Regions from separate parts of the Homo sapiens genome. Here region 1 is linked to region 2. Evidence: chromatin loops called from intact Hi-C (ENCODE). Cell type or tissue: IMR-90. All regions are shown on one strand. Links, peaks and the distances in the headings refer to the core of each region. The heading gives the core; the rest is flanking DNA.

Region 1 (5,361 bases), core at 143-5,142, 170 kb before region 2:
TAAGTCCCCTAAATTAGAGGAAGTACAGAAATAATAGCAATAATGATTTGACCTGTCACAAATATTAAGATAGTGCTTAGAGAATACTAACTTGTCTACAGAGAAAAAGTTGTTATACTCTTATCTTAGGTAACAAAATCCATTCTGCAGCTGAACTCCAGGGAGAAATGCATGGAGTGACCCACTAGAGGTCCCTTCCAACTAAAAAAAGTTTGAATAGTTCAAAGGATTCAGCCTTAGTGTGTTGGCATTCGTGACTGCAAAGCAACTACCGGGCCAGAAGGGGGGACCACACATTTCAATTCCTTAGGAAGATTGTAGTTTCACTCAGAATATTGGTCACATTTCATTCCTTTTAAAGAAATCTCTGTGGGACATTCACTCAATTAGTCCTAATTTTCAGATTTGGTGCTATAATAATACAGTATCATATAATACCCTGTGACTGTAGCTGTGCTTTCTAGAAAATTTTTAGCTGTTTTCAAGTGTCTCGAGCAGTATTTTGCAAGGTACATTTTTTCTTAAAAAGGAAGAGTGCCTCACTAAGTTTTTCCTTGCAAAGCTGATGGAAGTGGTGGGTGGAAGAGGTAGGGTACACGTTTTTTGATAGTAGGCAACTTGGTAGAAAATGATTATGTTTCCATATATTATCTTTGCAGAGTTAGCAGTACAAAATGTAAGTGCAATAAATTGGTGTAAAAGCCAGATAGTAAAGGGACTAAAAGTCCCTATGGAGATACCAAACTGTCACTTTCTTGTAATGGTAGCAAAAGATAATTGTAGACACAAATACAGTAGAACTGAATTGGCACCATTTTCCTTCAAAATTGGGCTGCTGCCTCTTAGTTTTTCTGAAGAAATTGGTTACTTCCTCTGCTTCAAAAGTATGGCATGAACCATTACATTAGGTGGGAAAAGATCTGTCTTTTATTTTCCTTCAGTACCTTTTTAATTAGAACACATCAAAGAGCAAAAGGGGATGAGATACAACCCTATGTGATTGCATTTTCCAGTCAATTGTTGGGTTTCTTTTAAGTTTCTGAGCTCTGCATTGACAATCTGGCCTCTGGCATAAACTTTACCCTCCTGGTTATGACATAATGAAGACATCTGCTCAAGCATACCCCTTTCTTCACACAACTGGTTTTACGGTTCTCTAAAATGCAAGCATAGAGCCGTGCAAGTACTATTACACACGGGATGATGCTCAAGTCTCAGGTGAAACTGGAAGAGATTTTTTTTCTCTCTCTCAAAGTAAAATCCTAAGGGTTTTCCTTTTCAGGTAAAGCTTTCAGCAAGAAAAGAAAGGAAATAAGCAACCCTTGGCACTATTCATATAAGCATATTTGTTAGTCCTTCTTGGAAGAGTTGTACATTAACTAGGCATATCCCTGGGTTCCTTTTTCCAACACAGGGAGGAGTTTGCAACCCCCTGGATAATTAACCACTCAGAAAGCCCACATTTTGATCTGCACCCCTCCAGAGCAGCCATATATGTACACAACAGCCACTCCTGCAACATTCTTGCAGGGAAAACCTCTTCCTTCTTTCCCACTGTGTGCTTTACGAAGTGAAAGTGAAGATTCGCAGAGACACGGTCTGATACACCTCTATAGTATGACTATCATCATTTAAATTTTTTTTTTTTTTAATGGGAGTAGGAGACAGAAATGTGTGGCTATTCCAGATGATTAAACTTCTTGGTTCTTGAATGTTCTGAGTCATAGTTAACTCAGGTGGCCAGCCCTTTGCACTGACAGAGACCTGCATTTAACTCCCCATAAAATATGGATTTTATTGCAGCAGTGACACTTCTTAGCACCACGCTGACCTCTCCAGCATCTCCCATCTCGAGATCTACGGTAACTCATGACAGAATATCTAACTACGGAAGAAGTAATCTCAGCTCTGCAACTGCTGCAGTCCACAACATTGCAGCGTCCCTTTTTATTAAATTCTGGGATTAACGCATTGGGGGCTCCAATTTTCCAGCATCTGGCACCGAAAACCAAGCGCACTCCAACCACTCTCCAATCAGTCCGGGGAAGGCTTTATCCCCCAGATTTGAGCCTGGCCAGCCGTGGAGGAGCACGAGCGAACTGCGCCTTCCATATGACTTTTCCCTGGACAGTGTGCTCCATTTTCGGAGTCCAGTGTTGGACTTTCCTTGCAACCTAAGCATTTCTGTCCTAGATGAGCCGGCAGGCGTTGCCCGGAACGTGCAAGCTAACAGTTTTCTTTAGCTCCTTCTACCAGCCAAATCGTCTCTTTAGTTTAAGTTTTCCTTACTGGGAGCATTCCAGAGTTTTCAGACTACCTGATTTTCTGCTTTACCCCAAAAGCTAAGAAATGTAACTCAGCCCAAGCAGTCACCACGCAGACCCTTATGATGCGGGCAGGTGGAGATAAATCAAGCCCCAAACGGCTCGGCGGGACCTGCACGCACCAGCGCCCTTTGGTAATTGACCAGCCAACTTTGCAAATGCCAGAGCTCCCCTGGCAGCCTCTGCCGGCGTAGAGAAAGGCAGCGGGTTCTTCTGCGGCGGCCCGCTTCCCGGTGCCCCCACCCAGCCCCACGGCGGATCGGTCTTACCAGGAGGCGGAGGAGCGGTGCCCAGGCTCCCCGGGAAGCGGCGTCGGTCCTGAGCAGCGGCAGCAGCGCCGCCCGCGCAGCCGGACCCGCGCGCCCGCCCCGACCCGGGCTCGCAGGCTGAGAGCATCCCTCCCAACTCCGGCGCGGCACCCACCGGGCGGAGAGGGCTCTCTCTCTGATTGGCTTCTATCAACGCTACAGAATTAAAAAAAAAAAAAGGGAGATGTATGCATAGCCAACGGAGCCCGAACCCACCTCTGCTCGCCTTCCTGCGCCCGCGGAGACCCTGCGACCCGCCCAGGCTGCTCCTGCCTCCGCCGCCGCCGCCGCCGCGGTCGCCGGCTCTGCCGTTCTTGCTGTCGCGGCTGAAACTGCAGCTCTTGGGATGCGAAGGTTACGGGCTCGGGAGAGCTGGCTCTTGTGGGCACACACTGATTTGCAAGTGAATGAAGTGGGAGGGAGCAAAGAGAGGAGGACTTTGTTAAAGAGGCCCAGTGCCTGCCCCCGCCCGCCCCCTCCCCTTGACAGAATGACTCCCAGTGTTTGAAGTCCTGAGCAATTCGCTCCCTGGAACACTCCTTCAGCCCCAGGCTTTCCCTTGCTTTCTTTCTTTCTTTCTTTCTTTCTTTTTTTTGTTGGAGGGGGTTTAAGATATACTCAGAACTTGTATGACTCCGTCTGTTTCCTCTTTTGTACTATCAAAATGCACCTTGTGCTATTATCAGCAATGGTCTGATGTTCTTTTTTTTTCACCGACCAAGCAATTACAATTCCCAGGGACACAGTACCTCGTCACTCTATCAGTTGGCCAGCTTCGTGTGATAGCACGTATAACATGCACACACATAAAACAAGCCGGTCTCCTGAGATGACAATACCGATGGCTTTTCTTTACAACATAAACAGGCGTTCTCCAGATGCAAGCAGACATGGATAGATTCATACATGTCTTTCCTTCTCTCCTCCCAGGAAGACACGCTTTCACGTAGCCCCATGATCTCTGTTACTCTTTTGGAGTGACCCCAGGATGTCGTAGCATGAAGCCATGCTTCCCTGGGCTTGCAGAAACACTGAAAACCCAAACCCTTCAGGCTTGCCAATGACTTATGACTGATGCCATCGTTCTAAATGAATTGATACAAGCATACAAAAGACTTGCAGAAGAGGGGTGTACAATGATATTCAAGGTCTGCTTAACGTTCGAAGATCCTTCTGGAAAGTTGCCGAAGTTGGATAACCTTCAAATTAAACTCTTTAGTACACATAGCTGTTTGAATGGCTAGATTGATAGTTACAAAGAGGTAATATCTAATGTTAAGGTACTAAGCCACAAAAATGTGAAACATGTCAAAGTACCATTAAATGAGAGTAATGATTTTCTACATAGGAGACATAGGCATGATGGAGTCAGCCACTGTTGGATTAGGAAAATTAAATCTAATTACCACAGTGATTGCACCCAGGGTCACTAGCCTCCCAAACCAGCTGTTCGCCTGTGCTGCAAGTTCTCAGGGAGATTTCCATTGCACAGAGCTCTAAGAAATGCCAGGCTGCTTGGCCTCTGAGTAGTTAAACTGGCTGGAGGTTGGTCCTGTTCCCAACTGAGCTCTTACTAGAAAACCTTTTGTTTCTCCAATAGAAGTTCAGGCATTTAAATAAAGCCCAAATCAAAAGTATTCCTTTAGGCAGCCAGTGCTTCAAAGAAGTGTGCATGGAATGGTTTTAGCACAGATGTTCTGCACATGGAAGATGGAAAGATTTGAGTTTCTTTCTGGAAAAGACCTTCCCCAAATGAAGAATTGCTACCAATTTGTGAGAAGAGGCTGAACATTTTCTTTTTATAGAGCTCTTTAAACACGTATGAAGTAAGAATGGGGGAGAAGAAAGCTGCTTTAGATTCATAGTCCATTCGTCAGATTATGAATTTCTTATACATTTAATTGGAAATATTAGCTCTGTGTGTCTGTGTAGTCCTTTACTGTTTACAAAGTACTTTTGTAGACTATTTTATTTAATTCATCCTTCAATAAGTGGTGTCATATTTTCCCAATTAAGACAGAGAAAACAGACTGATGAAGAGACAACAGAAGTTACATAACATGTCCAAGGCAGTGAAACTGGAACACACAAGAAGCAGAAATATTATTGGTAAAAGGGTGTGCAGGTGTGTATGCAGACATAGAGACCCACAGATTATATGTACAGGTATAATTTATTAGCATATGTGGTAGTAGGATAATACATGAATACATAATACGTAAATATGTCAATAAAATAAGTCATATTTTAAGACCACCTTTAGCAGAAAAAATGTGCAAATTGGCTGATTTTTATGGTAGAAGAGGGTTGATAGTGAAGTTGATTTTCTGTCTGTTGAACCAGTTAATATCTCACAAAGGAAACCTCTAATTGTTTGCAATATACTATTCTTCAAACCCCATTAAGCTACATGTCAAAGGTGTTTAGAACAACAACTGTATGAGTGGACAATCCGTTTGCTTCTGAACAGTTCAGGTGGCAGCATGAAATTATATAAAAGACAGCTCTTGTACTAAAGGATTTTATGTGATTTTTGAGGCTTTCTAGTAATATTTGTCACAATAATTATTCATCTTCAAATACAGGATTGATGTAAATATCTAGAATTATTTTACCCTCATTTCAGAGACTAGGAACTGAGAGTTACTGAGGCTAAATGATTACTTGGAGTTGTGTAAGTTCTGTTTCTGGTTTGTTCTCTATCATCACACCAAAACATGTTGGCAAGT
Region 2 (5,361 bases), core at 229-5,228:
TGGGAAGTCCATTTACCATTACTTCCTCTATTTTCCCATCTATAAAATCAGCCTAAAAATAGATTCTCTATAAACTTGCTGATGAACTAAAGAAAGATAGGTTTAGAAATGGAAGAGACTTTGCAAGGTTATCTGGTTAAGTCTACTTTCAGGCACATTTATTTCATAAGGATAGAAAGTTGCCGTCTCATTTTATTTATGAACATTTTTAAATGCTTAATGTATTTTAATGTTATTTTTGTAGAATTTTACATGAAAAAGATTACAAGGTGATTTACATGTATTATAAGTATGCATTGTATGGCAAGACAAAAGAGTAGCTGTTGTCTGTTGCAGAGGTGAATGTATTTATTAGCCACAGCCTAGTTGGGTCTTAATTTCCAAGGTTAATCATTAACATATTTAAAGTAAGGTAATCCACTTTCATTAAAGCCATTAGGACCTATAGGTCCTGACTCAGGAATCTGTCACCTGGCCTACATTCCACAGATCTCATTCTAGGTTTGGCACTGAATTTTAACATTCTTTTTTCTTTCTTAAATCATATTCTCTTAAAAGTGCTGGCTTGTATTTCTTTCTCCTATTTTGTTGCCTCTTTCTCTGTCTCTCTCTCTCTTTAATACATACCATGTTACTAACAAACAATCAATCAAACCCTTTATACATTTTTACAGTTCTGCATTTCTGTTATCCCAAAGGGATTTTATTCCTTCAATATTTACTGCTAGGCCACATTTATCTTTTCTGTTGGGGGAAAAATCATATATCCTTTTTTTTTGTATATACTGTTTTCTACTGCAGTCTTCCTTAGGGACACTGATAGTGCTGAAGTTCATAGCACTTGAGTGGTAGCACATTTTAGAGTGGTGTCACCTGGGTGGCATAAAGGAGTGGTTCCCCATGTGGGCAGGAGGTAGGAGGAGGGTAGGAGGAGGAAGGCTGCCAACATCACTGCCCCAGAATCTTATTTGCTAAAGAAAGAATTATTCTGACACTTGTGAAAATGGTAAGGAAGACTTTATTCAGGACTACTGTGATGAGTGTCAAGACGATTGCAATAGAGTAGAGAGAGTACAGGCTTAACTCTGAAGACAACAAGATCAAATAGGAATTTATAGCCAAGGAGCAGGTTGTCAGGGTGTGGAGGGTGAGTGGTGGGGGAAATAATCAGTGGATGGAAAATGAACAAGAGGAGACATCAAAGGTAGCGAGAACTGGGGGAATTCTCGCTGAACTGACCTAATAGAATTCTTTCTGAAGGCAGGCCAGGGTGACCGAATATGAGGGATGGGTGGGAGTTGGGGGATGTAGAATTTGAATGAAGGGGATTGGATATGAAGTGTGGGGGGATTCTCTCTAGCAGGCTGAACAGGTTTCTTGTTAAAAGTTTGCTGCTGTGTTATGTAGGCCCAGCAAGGATGAGGGGATGGGCTGCAGGGGTTGGGGTGGGGCAGGGATCAAAGCTGAGACCTACTTGAGAAGAGCGCTCAGAGACCTGACTGAAGTTTGGTCAAGGAAATAGTCATTGTCAAATTGTCATGGGGAGCTTTGGTTTGGATGAGAGGTGTGGAAAGTGGGCCTGTCCTGGGTAGTTACCACTGCAATCCAGGTGATTTTGATGTTGATCAATGCCCTGGTTTGTAAAAAAAACAAACAAAATAAAATAACCTAAAATGTCTTCTTTAATTCCCTGATAATCTCAGCTGTTTTCAACTATGTAAATAGTCTTTAATTCACTGGTTTCCAACCCTGGCTACATATTGAAAACATCTGGAGAGCTTTTACAAACTACACATACCTGGGTACCCCTCATTACCCTAGAATTATTGTGAATGCACTTTAGGGATCAGTGTTTTTTTAAAGCTCCCCAGGTATTGTGATGAGCAACCAGGGTTGAGAACCATGCCTCTAACTGAATGCTCCAAAGTTAAATTAATTACAAATGTTCCTTCCCTCTCCCAGAAAATAAAGTAATTTCTATACTTACATTTGGCAAATTCTTAAAGTTTTTTACTCTTGGCTAAGCCAACAAACTTCTCTTAAATTTTTGTCACTGGAAATATTTTCCACATTTTTGCTATTTATGTAGGGAACAATGCAAGCTGCCTCACATCCTTTTTAATCTGGATACCCTATATCAACAAAGGTCTGACTTATTTCTGATACAGGAAGAATAAATATTTCCTGGTCTTTGCATGACTTATTCAAATAAACGAGTTGCTCGAGTTCAAATGACTATTTCTAAATCATCCTTGTATCAGATTTCCTTTTTTCTAAAGAAGTTGTATGAGTAAGGGGAAAGTGAGGCATTTAGCCGATAAGGGCTTGGGTAATCTGCCATTGTTTGTTGGGTGAGACAGAAATTGGTCTAGTGAATTTGTACCACAGAAAATTACTTAGTCTGCTCCAAAGAAGCTGTCAAGCCTGGCTAGGAGCTACCAATGCAGTTCTTTGCTCATAAAAACAGTTGTGAGAGCTATCCTTTTATTCTGGTTGTAAATACTTAACACTGCTAGTAAGCCACCTTCTCAAGGAATTTTGTGGGTTTTCACAGATCCTTTCCTCTTCCCTTTTCATTGTAAACCGTCCTGAAACAAATTATTATTAATAAATTATATTTCTATAACACCTTTCTTCTGCCAGGGCTCCCGGGTGGCAATACATACAGAAATAAAAACGTAAATAAAAGTATTTCTTATACCTCTTAACTCTGCCTGTTGTCCAAAGCAGCCACTATTAATCCCAAGAATTTCAGAAGTATTTTGAAGTAAGTTCCATAAAATCCTCCAATCTTGGAGGATGGCAGTCTGTTAGGATGATGTATTTGTAAGCTAAAGAGCTTTACACTTTAAAAACAACCAAGATACACATAAAATCTGACTATTTTGATAGAGCTTTAGAAGAAAGTTAAAATTATGTCTTATGTATTTTTGGGGAAAAATTTATAAATATATACATATGTTAACTAAGAAAATTACGGACTTGGTTTAAGTAACTAGTCATTATAAAATTCAGAGTGCTAAGACTAGATTATAATTTTAGTCAAAGAGTATTATTACCATAAGTTTTTGATAAAGATTGAATAACTGTGATGAAAATGGTAGGGGTCAATCCCATTACTGGGTATATACCTAAAGGATTATAAATCATTCTCTAAAGACACAGGCACATATGTGTTTATTGCAGCACTATTTACAATAGCAAAGATTTGGAGCCAACCCAAATGCCCATCACTGATAAATTGGATAAAGAAAATGTGTCACATATATACCATGGAATACTATGCAGCCATAAAAAAGAATGAGTTCATGTCCTTTGCAGGAACATGGATGAAGCTGGAAACCATAATTCTCAGCAAACTAACACAGGAATGGAAAACCAAACACCGCATGTTCTCACTCATAAGTGGGAGTTGAACAGTGAGAACACATGGACACAGGGAGGGGAACATGACACACTGGGGCCTGTCGAGGGGTGGGGGAAGCAAGGGGAGGGATAGCATTAGGAGAAATACCTAACACATGTGGGGTTTAAAACACAGATGATGGGTGCAGCGAGCCACCATGGCACATGTATACCTATGTAACCTGCATGTTCTGCACATGTATCCCAGAACTTAAAGTATAATAAAAAAAGAAAATGGCTAGGGTTAGTGCCTCTAGCAATTTTTAAATACTTATCTTAATCCTCAATGCAAAAAGCTAAGAACTTGGAAATGACATAAAAACAAAATACACAAGATATAGCACAAAGTGTAGTGTGGGTGAAGGTAGTTAGAATATATGGAATTATGTCAAAGACATGAATATTTGATATACAGATATAAGCTTTCCATAGAGTACAATTAAACTATTAGGACTCCATAAACATAAAAATGTGCTGTTTCTTTTTCCTTAGACCACTTAGTACGTTTTAAATAAACTCGCTTTTCTTTTTAACCTTGCACATTAGACATAAGAAACTGTCATGTCTGCATTACTTGGATTATAAACATGAACCAAAGTCTGAGGCAGGCACTTTGCACAGATTCTTTAGAAGTGATTGTTCTCGCTGGAGATTACCCAGAGTTTAGACGTTTCCCTGATTTGAGTCACTCTGGGATTTAGGCTGTAGCTCACAGTAACTGAGTCCTCTGAGGTCACTTGTTATACCTGATACCTTTTAAAAAGTCAATATTTAGGACCACAGGTTTAGAAGAACCACAGTTTGCCTGAAACCAGTTGATGATAATGTTTGTTTGTTTTCAGAGAATCCTTCACACTGACATCATTCTCAAAATCAGCAGGGCAATGATGAAGTGGTTAATCATTTGTTCTTTAACCTTACAATATCTGGACCTATCATTAATCATCAGTGTCTGTGGGTGTGCTTGCATTTTTTTGGATTTGTGAGTTATCAAAAAAAGAAAATGTAACTAGTGAATAATGATTAACAGAAAGTATATGGAGAAATATTGGTGCTGTCAGTTCATTGCTTTGTGCTTAATTTTTGCTAGTATTCATTACTACAGAGGAAACTTTGAATGATTTCATGTCAACACTGTGACAAACAGTTCAATCCTTCAGAAATATTCATAAAATACTTGCAGCTATTAAAGTCTCACTGTGGCATACAATGGTAAATGGTCTTTCTCTATTGGTCTGTGTGTGTGCCTATGTTTAAACTTGTGAATATATCCCATCGACTGAAGAATATTTTATGTGCAAGTATTTCAAGGTCCTGGGTGAATTTCTTTCTAACTGTATATTTCCACACAGTTTAAAAATTATGTAGATTACATCTCTAAGCCTGACTCTTTTAAGCTTCTTTCAAGTTTGGATTTGTCTCAGTTAAAATTTCAGGGAAAATTTCCAACCTGAAAGGGGTGAATTTCTCCTTATACTTTCCAGCATCAGAGATGAAACCACCTAAGGTTTTCTCTGGTCTTGAGGCCAAATGCCACCCACATAGTGGTCACAGTGAGCAGAATTGCTCTACCACCTTTTTCTCTGCTAAATCTGCAGTTTATCCTCTTCTACAAATTTATATCATGACTTGACTGGTCTTCTCTTTTTTTATTTGCATAAATTTAGAGGGTACAAGTACAGTTTTGTTATGTGGATATATTGTGCAGTGGTGAAGTTTGAGATTTGAGAATAGCCATCATGTGAATAATGTGCAGTGTAACCACTAAGTCATTTCTCATCCCTTATCCCCATTCCACCCTGTACCCTTCTGAGTCTTCAATGTCTATTATTTCACCATGTCCATGTGTACACATCTTTTAGCTCCCACTTATAAGTGAAAATACGTGGTATTTGACTTTCTGTTTCTGAGTTATTTCACTTATGGTATTGGCGTCCAGTTCCATGTTGCTGCAAA

The links. Peaks named below come from ENCODE experiments on the same cell type or tissue, not always from the same donor. Only the 100,000 strongest peaks of a DNase experiment are listed, where the experiment ranks them.
Region 1: a loop joins it to region 2, with 7 times the contacts of the local background. A loop is called at or near these places in 3 of 110 quality-filtered maps.

What each region holds. Positions count from the first base shown.
Region 1 is chr5:31,191,374-31,196,734 of GRCh38, reverse strand. CDH6 (cadherin 6) reads right to left here and starts at 3,049. Exons shown (of 12, transcript NM_004932.4): 1 at 2,849-3,049. In IMR-90, for the core only: a CTCF peak has its summit at 243 (motif pointing right); DNase peaks (open chromatin) are centred at 244 and 3,024; H3K4me3 peaks cover 3,403 bases; H3K27ac peaks cover 1,921 bases.
Region 2 is chr5:31,020,199-31,025,559 of GRCh38, reverse strand. No RefSeq gene overlaps it. Among named protein-coding and RNA genes, the nearest start is that of CDH6, 170 kb to the left of the region's middle. In IMR-90, for the core only: no CTCF peak of the experiment used is centred there; DNase peaks (open chromatin) are centred at 2,279 and 4,059; H3K27ac peaks cover 408 bases.